Regions from separate parts of the Mus musculus genome. Here region 1 is linked to region 2. The links are chromatin loops, found by intact Hi-C in ENCODE. Cell type or tissue: gastrocnemius. All regions are shown on one strand.

Region 1 (5,000 bases), 660 kb after region 2:
TTTCCGTGTCCCCTGAGGGCAGTGCCTCTGAAGGGACTGCAGTTAGATCCTAGGGAGAACTTGACATTCACAAGTGACTTTGAGAACTTTGCTATTAGTGAAGGCTCTGAAGAAAGACGAGGGCATCGCGCACAAGTGTGTGCTGTGTTACCTGCGGTTGGAACCAGAAAGTGAAAATAGGACCCCTTGATATAATAATAGTTCCCAGCAATGACTCCATCATTTGACAACCTAGTCCAAATCTGAGCTTACGGGTTCAGTAACTGGGGCCAAGTTTCTACTCCACTGTGGTTCTCGGTTTCCTCACCCAGAGCGGAGCGACTGAGGTTGAAGTAAAATATACCCCACTTTATGGAAGGTGTTCGGCGGATACTCATTTCATCTTTTTCTTATGAAGCTTTTCCTAGTCTGTGACTCTATGATTCAGCACTTCCTGGAATTCTAAGGCACCAGTAACTTTCCAAGAGTGTAAACTGTCTCCTCTGTCACGTCCAAGTTCTTCCCAGCATCCCTGCGAGAGGAGCGGGGTAGTGACTGGTCAGAGATCCTCAACTGAGCTCGGTGTTCCGCGTCGGCTTCCTCTTCTGCTCCCATTCGGACAAAGATGAAATTGTCCAAACAAGTTGTTTCACAGGGTAGTGGAGCCCTGGTGGGTGTGATGTGATGCTTCACACCCCTCGCTGCTGGTGAAGATTAACATCTGGAATCTCTGGAACACCCAGGACTAGGTCGATTGTAGTACTGGGAGGTTGCACCCTGTTTAAGAACAGGAGTCAGAACCTCGAGCACTGGAAGGGCTGGTACTGAGCAGCCTCACTTGAGAGCCTTGGTCACTTTCTATATACAAAGAAATGATGCTGTTAACTGAATGTTGAAAATCCTCTAAACTCAAAAGTTCTCTGAACCAGCCATGTACAGACTATCTCTGTGGGAACATAGCCTCTGCCTCTGCCTGTGGGCTACCGTCCAATTCCCATTTATACTTTCTTCTGAGGGCAAGCTTTTAAAAGGCTTTTGTGAAGGAGTCTTCCTAAATGGAACCCTTACATTCAGGGAGTATTGGTTGGGAAGACAGGACATACACAGAAAGAAACCAATAGCCTGCTAAGTATTTCCGAAGGACTTGAATGTTAACTCAGTGGTAGAGACTTTGCCTGTATACACAAGACCCTGAGTTAAGTCCCTAGCACCCAAAAGGGGGAAAGTCACTCCATGAGTTAATTGTGTTTAAGTTGGGCTGCCTTCATTAATATGTGCCACATGACAAAGATGATAAAAAGATATGTATGTCCATTTTGCACCAAAGCCCCTTATAGCCTGCCAGATCATTAAAAGCAGCAAAGTTATAGAACATTAAGGGTTTTTTTTAATTTAAACAAATGTATATTCTAAAGACATCTGTCTCTCCCCTGTATGGATAGCAATATGTAGCCCAGGCTAGACTTGAATTCCCCATCTTCCTGCCTTAGCCTTCTGACTGCCAGGTTTAGAGTCGTGCATACCACACCCTGCGCCCTCCTTTTTAATTTATAATAAAAGAATTTATAAAGAAAAAAATAAGGCCTTCCATGGTCAACCACAGCTGGCTCAAAGTGAGCACAAGCCACTGATATGTAGATGAAAAGTCTTGCTTTATGGGATTCCACCCCCCACCTGATCTCTGAGGATAAGGGCAAAAGATTTCTTTTCTGAATTCTGTCCCTTTCTTCCACCACCACCACCACCACCACCACCCATCCAGAAGAAACAGAAATCCAAAAGGGATAGGAGCAAGTTCTCAGTAGCTTTCCATTCAGTTGAGAAAGGATCTGCTCAAGTGCCCCTGGTTGCCACAGCTCCAGCCTGGCCCTTCCTTGCCAAGTCTGGAGTGTGGCAGTCATTATGACAGTCCACTAGCGCCCCCTGTGGTCCATTTCAGGAAACTAGCCATGACCTGTAAATTTGCCGAACCTTTAAACCTTTCTAACAAATCTCAGGATTTCATAATCATAGTTGCAGCTTTGATCCCTGAGGAACAACTGGAAGCCACGTCCCGTGGTTATCTCCTGAGCATACAGGATACTGGAAAGTGCCTCTTCAAAAGCACCCAGCCACATAAAAAAGACAAAGTGTGGAATTAGTTATGAGCATTATTATGTAAGGCAAAGGGGTTGGGAAATGCTGGGTTAAGTAGGATTCAATAAATATTAAATATGAAGGTTCTTTTCTGCTCTTCTTCAGAGCGTCTGACGTGTAGTTTATATCTCTCAAGGGGAAATGATATTTCTCCCATTGCCAGAAGGAAGTGTAAAGAAATTGTCACTCCGGTTTGTAAATGAAGTCCCAGGAAGGTGACAGAGTTCCCTTGGAGGTGGGGGTCATCACTAACACACACACACACACACACACACACACACACACACAGAGGGGGTGAGGAAAAAAGAGGGAGAAGGAGAGGAAGGAGAGGAGGGAGAGAGGGAGAAGAGTGTTCATGCTGCTATAGAACATGGTTGTTTGTAGAACAGAAAATGGCGTTACTTTCAACCAGCTGTGTTGGGGAATCAAGTAGACCCTTTTCATGTTCAGTTTGGTCCACCTCTTCAGGGAGAATTGTTCCCAGTTCTCTGTTCTGAAAACCAAAAAACCTCTTTTGTTGTATGCAATTCTCTGTTCAATAAATACTTATTAAACATCAACTGGATACACAAGCAAAATAACACATGGTCCAAGAAGAGCAAAGATTGGATGGATGAGATCTCTGCTCTGTGCTGGCTGTGTTCGTGGACAAGCTGTTTATCCCCCTTAAGAGGCCAATGGGACTGATGATAGCAGCTCCTTTGATAAAATATGTTGAGGATTTAATCCCACAGTGCTCAAACTGTGGGTCTCAACCCTCTCTTTTTTTATTAGATATTTTCTTCATTTACATTTCAAATGCTATCCTGAAAGTCCCCTGTACCCTCCCCCAGCCCTGTTACCCTACCCACCCACTATTGCTTCCTGGTCCTGGCGTTCCCCTGTACTGGGGCATATGATCTTCGAAAGACCAAGGGCCTCTCCTCCCATTGATGGCCGACTAGGCCATCCTCTGCTACATATGCAACTAGAGACACAGTTCTGGTGGGTACTGGTTACTTCATATTGTTGACCCAAAGATTTATTTATTGTATATGTATGAGTACACTGTAGTTGTCTTCAGACATATCAAATCCCATTACACAGGGTTGTGAGCCACCATGTGGTTGTTGGGAATTGAACTCAGGACCTCTGGGAGAGTAGTTGGGGCTCTTAACCACTGACCCATCTCTCCAGTCCTCAACCCTTTCATCTCAGCTATCCTGCATATCACATATTTGCATTATGCTTCGTAACAGTAGCAAAATTACAGTTACAAAGTAGCAATGAGGATAATTTTATGGTTGAGGGTCACCACAGCATGAGGAACTGTATTAAAGGATCACAGCATTGGGAAGGTGAGAGCCCCTACTTTAATAAGGTAATACCCACAGAATGGCTAGCACAAGGCTAGCATATAAAGGAAACTCAGTAACTATTTATTTACTTCAGTTATTGTTGTTGTTGTTGTTGTTGAGATAATTCAGGCATGGCGCCTGCCCTCAAGGACTTGATAGTCCCTTGAGAGACAGATGACAAGGACATTTGACATAGCAATATGAAGGAATGGGTCAGAGAGAGCAATGCCACTTGCCCACACCAGCCTGCTCTTAGTGACTAGCTCAAGTGCCATTTAAATTTCATTCTTGTGGCTGCAGAGATGGCTCAGTGATTAGGAGCACTGGCTGCTCAATTCCCAGCAACCACATGGTGGCTCACAACCACCTGTAATAGGATCTGATGCCCTCTACTGGCACATACATGTACATGCAGATAGAGTGCTTATATACATAAAATAAATTAATCGAATAAATATTAAAAAGTAAACTGCATTCTTTTCTCAATTTTTATCGGCATATACTAGTAGCACATAATGGGTTTCATCGTACATCTCATAGTGCACATGACATAATCCACTCATATTCTTCTCCCATCACCTTCCTTCACCCCACTTCTGTTCCACTTATACCCTTTTCATCTTCTCCATTATCTTTCACTTTCTTTCTGCTTTCTCTTCCTTCTTCCTTCATGCATTGGCTAGTTTTATGTCAAGTTGATATAAGCTGGAGTCGTCTAAGAGGAGGGAACCTCAACCGAACATTTACCTCTATAATACTGGACTCTAGGCAAGGCTGTAGAGCATGTTCTTAATTAGAGATTATGGGGGAGGGCCCTGCCCATAGTGGGAGGAGCCATCCTTGGGCTGGTGGTCCTGGGTCTATAAGAAAGCAGGCTGAGCAAGCCATGGGAAGCAAGCCAGTAAGCAGCACTCTCCATGGCCTCTGCATCAGCTCCTGCCTCCAGGTTGCTGCACTGCTGGAGTTCCTGTCCTGACTTCCTCCAAGGATGAACAAATGATGCGAAGTGTAAGGCAACTAAACCCTTTCCTTCCCAACTTGCTTTTCAGCCATAGTGTTTCACTGCAGCAGCAATAAATACCTTAGTAAAACACTTTCTTTCCATCTTTCCCTCCTTTCTTTCTTTTATCCGACAAGGTCCCCTGTGTAGCCCATGCTGGCCTTGAACTCTTGAACTTCCTGCTTCAGCCTCTCAGATGCTACACACACCATGGTGCGTAGCATGGTTTAAATCCTTATACCTATAATTCCAGCACTTGGGAGGCCAACACAAAATGGTCACCAATTCAAGGCCACCCTAAATTGCAAATCAAGGCCTTGCCTAAAAACAAACAAACAAACGCATGCAGTGGTGCGTTCTTCAATCCCTGCATTCAAGACACAGAAGCCACCAGATCTCTGCCAGTTCCAGACTAGCAAGCCACAGCTACTTAGAGACACCCTGTACCAAAAACAAAGCAAAACACCCCATCCCCAACCCTCAGGGATGCAGCTCGGTGGTAGAGAATTTATGTGGAATACATACAGCTTTAGGTTCAATCCCCAGCA
Region 2 (5,000 bases):
ATTTATGACTGTATTCTCTCTCTTTAGCATAGAGTCTGTCATATAAAGAGGATTCCATAAGTCAAGTATTAGTGGAGTGAAAGAAGAAATCCACGCAACAGTGAAACTTGCCCAAAACATAGTTTGAATGGCACCATCTCACAACTAGAGAAGTACAAGTAGAGTATGCTGGGCATTGTGGGTAATCATTCACTGGGTAATGAAATACTAATTCACTAAGTAAACTGCTTGAAGGTGCAAACTTATGTTTCTATTCAGTCTTAGAGCAACAGATAGGAGAGTAAAAGAAAGCACGAGTAATAAATAATACTTAGGGTTGTAAGAACACCAGTAAATCCCATCCATATACATGTTACCATGAGGCAGGCTGTGCAGGCACTACTTGTCATCATGGAGAGACCATGACTGGGCATGATCGGTAAGGCAGCATGCATATCACTTCCTCTGTCCTCATCTTCAGAGATCTTCCTTAGAAGAACTGATTAATTGTAACTCTGTCTTGTTTTCACATTCTTGTCTAGCTCTAGAAACTGCCAGTCCATCCAAGGTATGGTCTTTGCCTCTTTTCATTCCTGTGTTCTTTAGAACTGACTTGTGCATAGGCAGGAGGCTATGTGTTTTTGTTTGTTTGTTTGTTTGTTTTTATAAATAGACAGAAGGGCAATTTTTATCAACAGTCAGAAAGGAAATGTTCCAAAGTTTATGAGCAAATTTGAAGAGATGGGCTCATGGAATAAGTCTTAGATAGAGTTGAACTGTGGTAGAGAAAGAAGGGGAGAACAGAGTGCAAGGGACACACGGACCCGAGAGAAGACTGTCCACCCTGCTGGAGGCGTCACATGGCTTCCTGGTGCTTTGCAGGATCCTCCAGGCCTCGGCACCACTGACAAGAAGTTTGGATTCAGTCATCATCCAGTCATTTCATTCTAAGTTTTAGCTCTACTACAGAACATGATCTCCAGTGAACAAAGCAGAAAAATCAGAGCCTATGTGTCAAGGCGTCTATCATATAGGGTCCTCGGGTAAGTGCTTTCTTCTGTTTCTGTCAATAGCAATTGCCCAGCAAGTAACATGGCATCTTTGGAGGACAGGAGAGTTCAGTGGTCAGCAGTGTCCAGGTAATAAGTTCTACACAGCTTTCCATATCTCTATGGAAGCTTTAGTAACTCTGTTACTGTGGTGGGACCAGGAGGTGGCTAGTATCACGTTGTAGAGTGTCCTTCTAGCCCATTCTCCTGTGTGGATGAAGGTATTGCAGGGTACACTTCACAGACTGCTCTGCTATATCAGAAGCATCATCTTAGGTCTTCATGTTTAAGAACCTTTCTAGTTCAGAGGGCCCATAAGACTCTTATTTTCTATATTAGATATTTTCTTTATTTACATTTTCAATGTTATCTCTTTTTCTAGTTTCCTCTCCTAAAATCCCCTATCCACTCCCCCTCCCCCTGCTCCCCAACCCACCCATTCCAGATTTCTGGCCCTGGCATTCCCTTATATATCTTGCAAGAACAAGAGCCTCTCCTCCCATTGATGACTAGGCCATCCTCTGCTACATATGCAACTAGAGACATGAGTCCCACCATGTGTTTTCTTTGATTGGTGGTTTAGTCCCAGGGAGCTCTGGGGGTACTGGTTAGTTCATATTGTTGTTCCTCCTATAGGGCTGCAAACACCTTCAGCTCCTTGGGTACTTTCTCTAGTTCCTTCAATGTGAACCCTGTGCTCTGTCCAATGGATGACCGTGAGCATCTACTTCTGTATTTGCCAGGCACTGGCAGAGCCTCTCAGGAGAGAGCTATATCAGGCTCCTGTCAGCAAATCTTGTTGGCATCTGCAATAGTGTCTGAGTTTGGTGGTTTTTTATGGGGTGGATCCCCAGGTGGGGCAGTCTTAGAGACGTTTCTCTCTTGTCTTAATCATCTCTTCTTCCAGCTGCCTTTATCATAAATGCTCCTTGAGGTCCAGGCCTTCTTGTTTTGCACACTAGAGGGTAGTGTTGAGCCTCTTTAGAAATTCCTGCACTTGGGACAGAGGGGGGAAAAATCTGATGGATTACCCTTTCTTTTTTTGTAAATCAAAGAGGGCTAAGGGCCCAACAGCTGCTTCTCTTATATAAAAACCACCCTGATGGGCAGGATTTTGCACATAATCCCTGAATCCAGAAGTTCTTGAAAGCCATAGTTCATCTTCTCTTCTAAAATGTCTCTACTTCCATACCTAAAGGACTAAGCCCTCAAGTTGCATTTCTACAGGCTTGTGACTGGAAGCAACCCGGGGAGGGGAGGAAAGAGAGAGAGAGAGAGACAGAGAGAGACAGAGAGAGACTGAGAGAGACAGAGAGACAGAGAGAGACAGAGAGAGACAGAGAGAGACAGAGAGACAGAGAGAGAGACAGAGACAGAGAGACAGAGAGACAGAGAGACAGAGACAGAGACAGACAGACAGACAGACAGACAGAGACAGGCAGGCAGGCAGGCAGACTTTCCTTGTTTTGCTCTACATGAAGTATAACGGTGGGTGAAATAGAGTGGAAACTGATAAACTCCGTTGTATACAAGCTTCTGCATGAACACAAGTGTTTCTTTAACTATACCCAACTCTAGCCATTCTGCCTCTATCTCCGGTTCAAGAGTCTGTGCAAACTCCCTTTGGATAACCTTACATGTAGGCTCACCTACAACAGTCCTAGTTTATGTCTTTTCCTGTGGCATTCATTAATAGTCTTTTCATACACTTCCGTACAAGTCCCAGCTTGATCTATCAATTACATGACAACCAAGCTCTGAGTCAAATACGTTGGATCTGGACTCCAGCTATACTGTTCACAAGCTGTGTGACCTTGGGCAAGTCATTCATTCTCTCTGGGTTTCAGTTTTGTTCTAATGTTGGTATGATCGTAAGAATGAAATTAGTCCAGTCCTACTTAAAGAATGGCTGGCACATATTTAACCCCTCAAAAGGAGCAGCAGTTGAAATGGACTCCCAGGAAGATTCACAGTGACTGGTGTGGGCAACATTGGTGTGAGAAACCATGAGAGCCGAGGGTCAATTCTATGGAGAAAGAAATCAAAAGTGGCCATTCCTCCTTGAGTGTTTACAGCAGTAAACCTAGTGTCATTGTCACCAGCAGTTTGTAAGAAATGCAGATTCCCTGGCCCAGTCCCAGGTGCTGGGAATCAGAATCTTGAGTACAGTACCCAATAAGTTCTCTATTACTCAGGTCTTCTGGGAAACTTAACATACACTACAAACATTGAGAACCACGGAATGGATGCTTGGCAGCAAACAGGCTACACTGACTGGAGACAGGTATTGTCAAATCTTTTGTCTTCTAAGAAGAGAAAGACCTGTGGAGAAGTCCTAACCAGCAACAGGAGAACCTAATTAACAGTGCAAGTTCATGGCCACCATATTCTAGAGGCCCTGAGTTAAGCGTGGCTTTCCTTGGTGAAAGCTTACCCTAGAAGTGATGAGTGCTGGCTCGAGTCCAGATGTGCTTCACACCTGGATTTTGCTTGCTATTAAAAAAAAGACATTAAACAAAAATGACTATATGTGTATGTTCTGATTGTCTTGTTTCCCTTAAACATTCAGAAAGACTTGTCATCTCTGTGTGACTCTGCCACTGAGCCACAGGTGACTGAACACAAGCAAATCTGCTTGCCAACTGAGAGTGTACACAGCTTTGTATTGTCCCCATGAAGCTAGCCACATGGCTATTCCCATGTGACCTATCCTTTCCCTTTCCAACTGGTGACCCGAGTGCTTTCTCCTGCCATCAGAAGAAAGAAGGCCAGGGAGTTTGGATGGTTGGTTCTAGGCACGTGGCCCCAGCTCTCAGCATTCTTCTGTATGTGGAGAGAGGGCAGTTCCTGGATCTTATGAGCCAGGTCTCGGAGGACAAAGCCTTTTTGCAGAGCCTGTAGGCTGGCTTTCCTGGAATTCACATGCTCTCCTAGGATCTGAAGCCACCTAAGACATGGCTTAAAAAGCCAGCATTGTCAATTTGTCTCCCTTGTGCATTCACTGACCTGTGGCTTGCGTATTGGCCTCATGAATCCAATGTGTGTAAACCCATTTCTTTTTTCCTCGCCTTTCCCACTTCCTCCTGATGCTCAAGTAGGTGGCTTCTTTAAGGCCATGGTCATCCGTCTTGCACGAGATATAGAAAGTGACCATTCATGGGACGTGCAGCCTCAAGGTCTAGAAGTGGCTCCATTGAGTCGTCTCTTCAGAGTCTATACTATGTTTTAGGGACAAGGCATATGACCGAAAAGCGACCCTAAGCAAGAGATATGTGGTTTGTGTATTAACTGGAATTACATAAAGCAGTTATCCAAAACTAACACAATCCATAAAGTGTTTAGGGTGATGTAAAGAAGGAGGGATACAAAGTGGAAACCTCTGGGGTAGTTCACATAGAAGGGCATGGGATACATGTCAGGTGTGTCCACATCATCTGGAGTAGGGAGGGGGGAATGAAGGATGATATAAAGACTTATGGACTTAGAAAAAAAATAGAGGTGAGATTTCATGGTGACAAAAAGCAGTAAGTTATGACAAATGATGTGAAAGACCAAAAGTGCCAGTCCCATGTTTTTGGTGGCACAGTAATGCATCAATATAATTAGGCTTCATAATTAGGTTTCAAAGGACACCAAGATCATTCCTTTTGTGTAAACACCATTCATCCAAAAGGACGGGAAAGCCCTGGCCTGGAGTCCCTCTAATCTTATACTTAATTGACATTCCATCCCCTCTCCCAATTTTGTGCTTCTTTTTCTTCCTTCTCTTTATCTCATTGTCTGTGTATTCTTTCCTTGCTCTATCCCAAACCCATTTCAATATGCTGCTCACAAACTATACAAATAGCTACAGATCAAAAGACATCCAGGATAAAAACCTCCATCGCTGTGCAAAGAGAATTCAGGGGATAAAACCAAATGCCTGAGAAAAAAAAGTTTTTAAAGTAATAAGTCCTTGTCAGATTCCAATCA

The links. A loop is a pair of places that touch in the nucleus more often than their neighbours do. Peaks named below come from ENCODE experiments on the same cell type or tissue, not always from the same donor. Only the 100,000 strongest peaks of a DNase experiment are listed, where the experiment ranks them.
Region 1: a loop joins it to region 2, with 5 times the contacts of the local background. A loop is called at or near these places in 17 of 42 quality-filtered maps.

What each region holds. Positions count from the first base shown.
Region 1 is chr10:88,302,618-88,307,617 of GRCm38, forward strand. It overlaps a transcript of Washc3 not described here. Among named protein-coding and RNA genes, the nearest start is that of Gm51779, 32 kb to the right of the region's middle. In gastrocnemius, CTCF peaks have their summits at 1,915 and 3,846 (motif pointing left); a DNase peak (open chromatin) is centred at 1,889; H3K27ac peaks cover 1,224 bases.
Region 2 is chr10:87,647,289-87,652,288 of GRCm38, forward strand. No RefSeq gene overlaps it. Among named protein-coding and RNA genes, the nearest start is that of Pah, 130 kb to the left of the region's middle. In gastrocnemius, a CTCF peak has its summit at 1,986 (motif pointing right); a DNase peak (open chromatin) is centred at 1,958.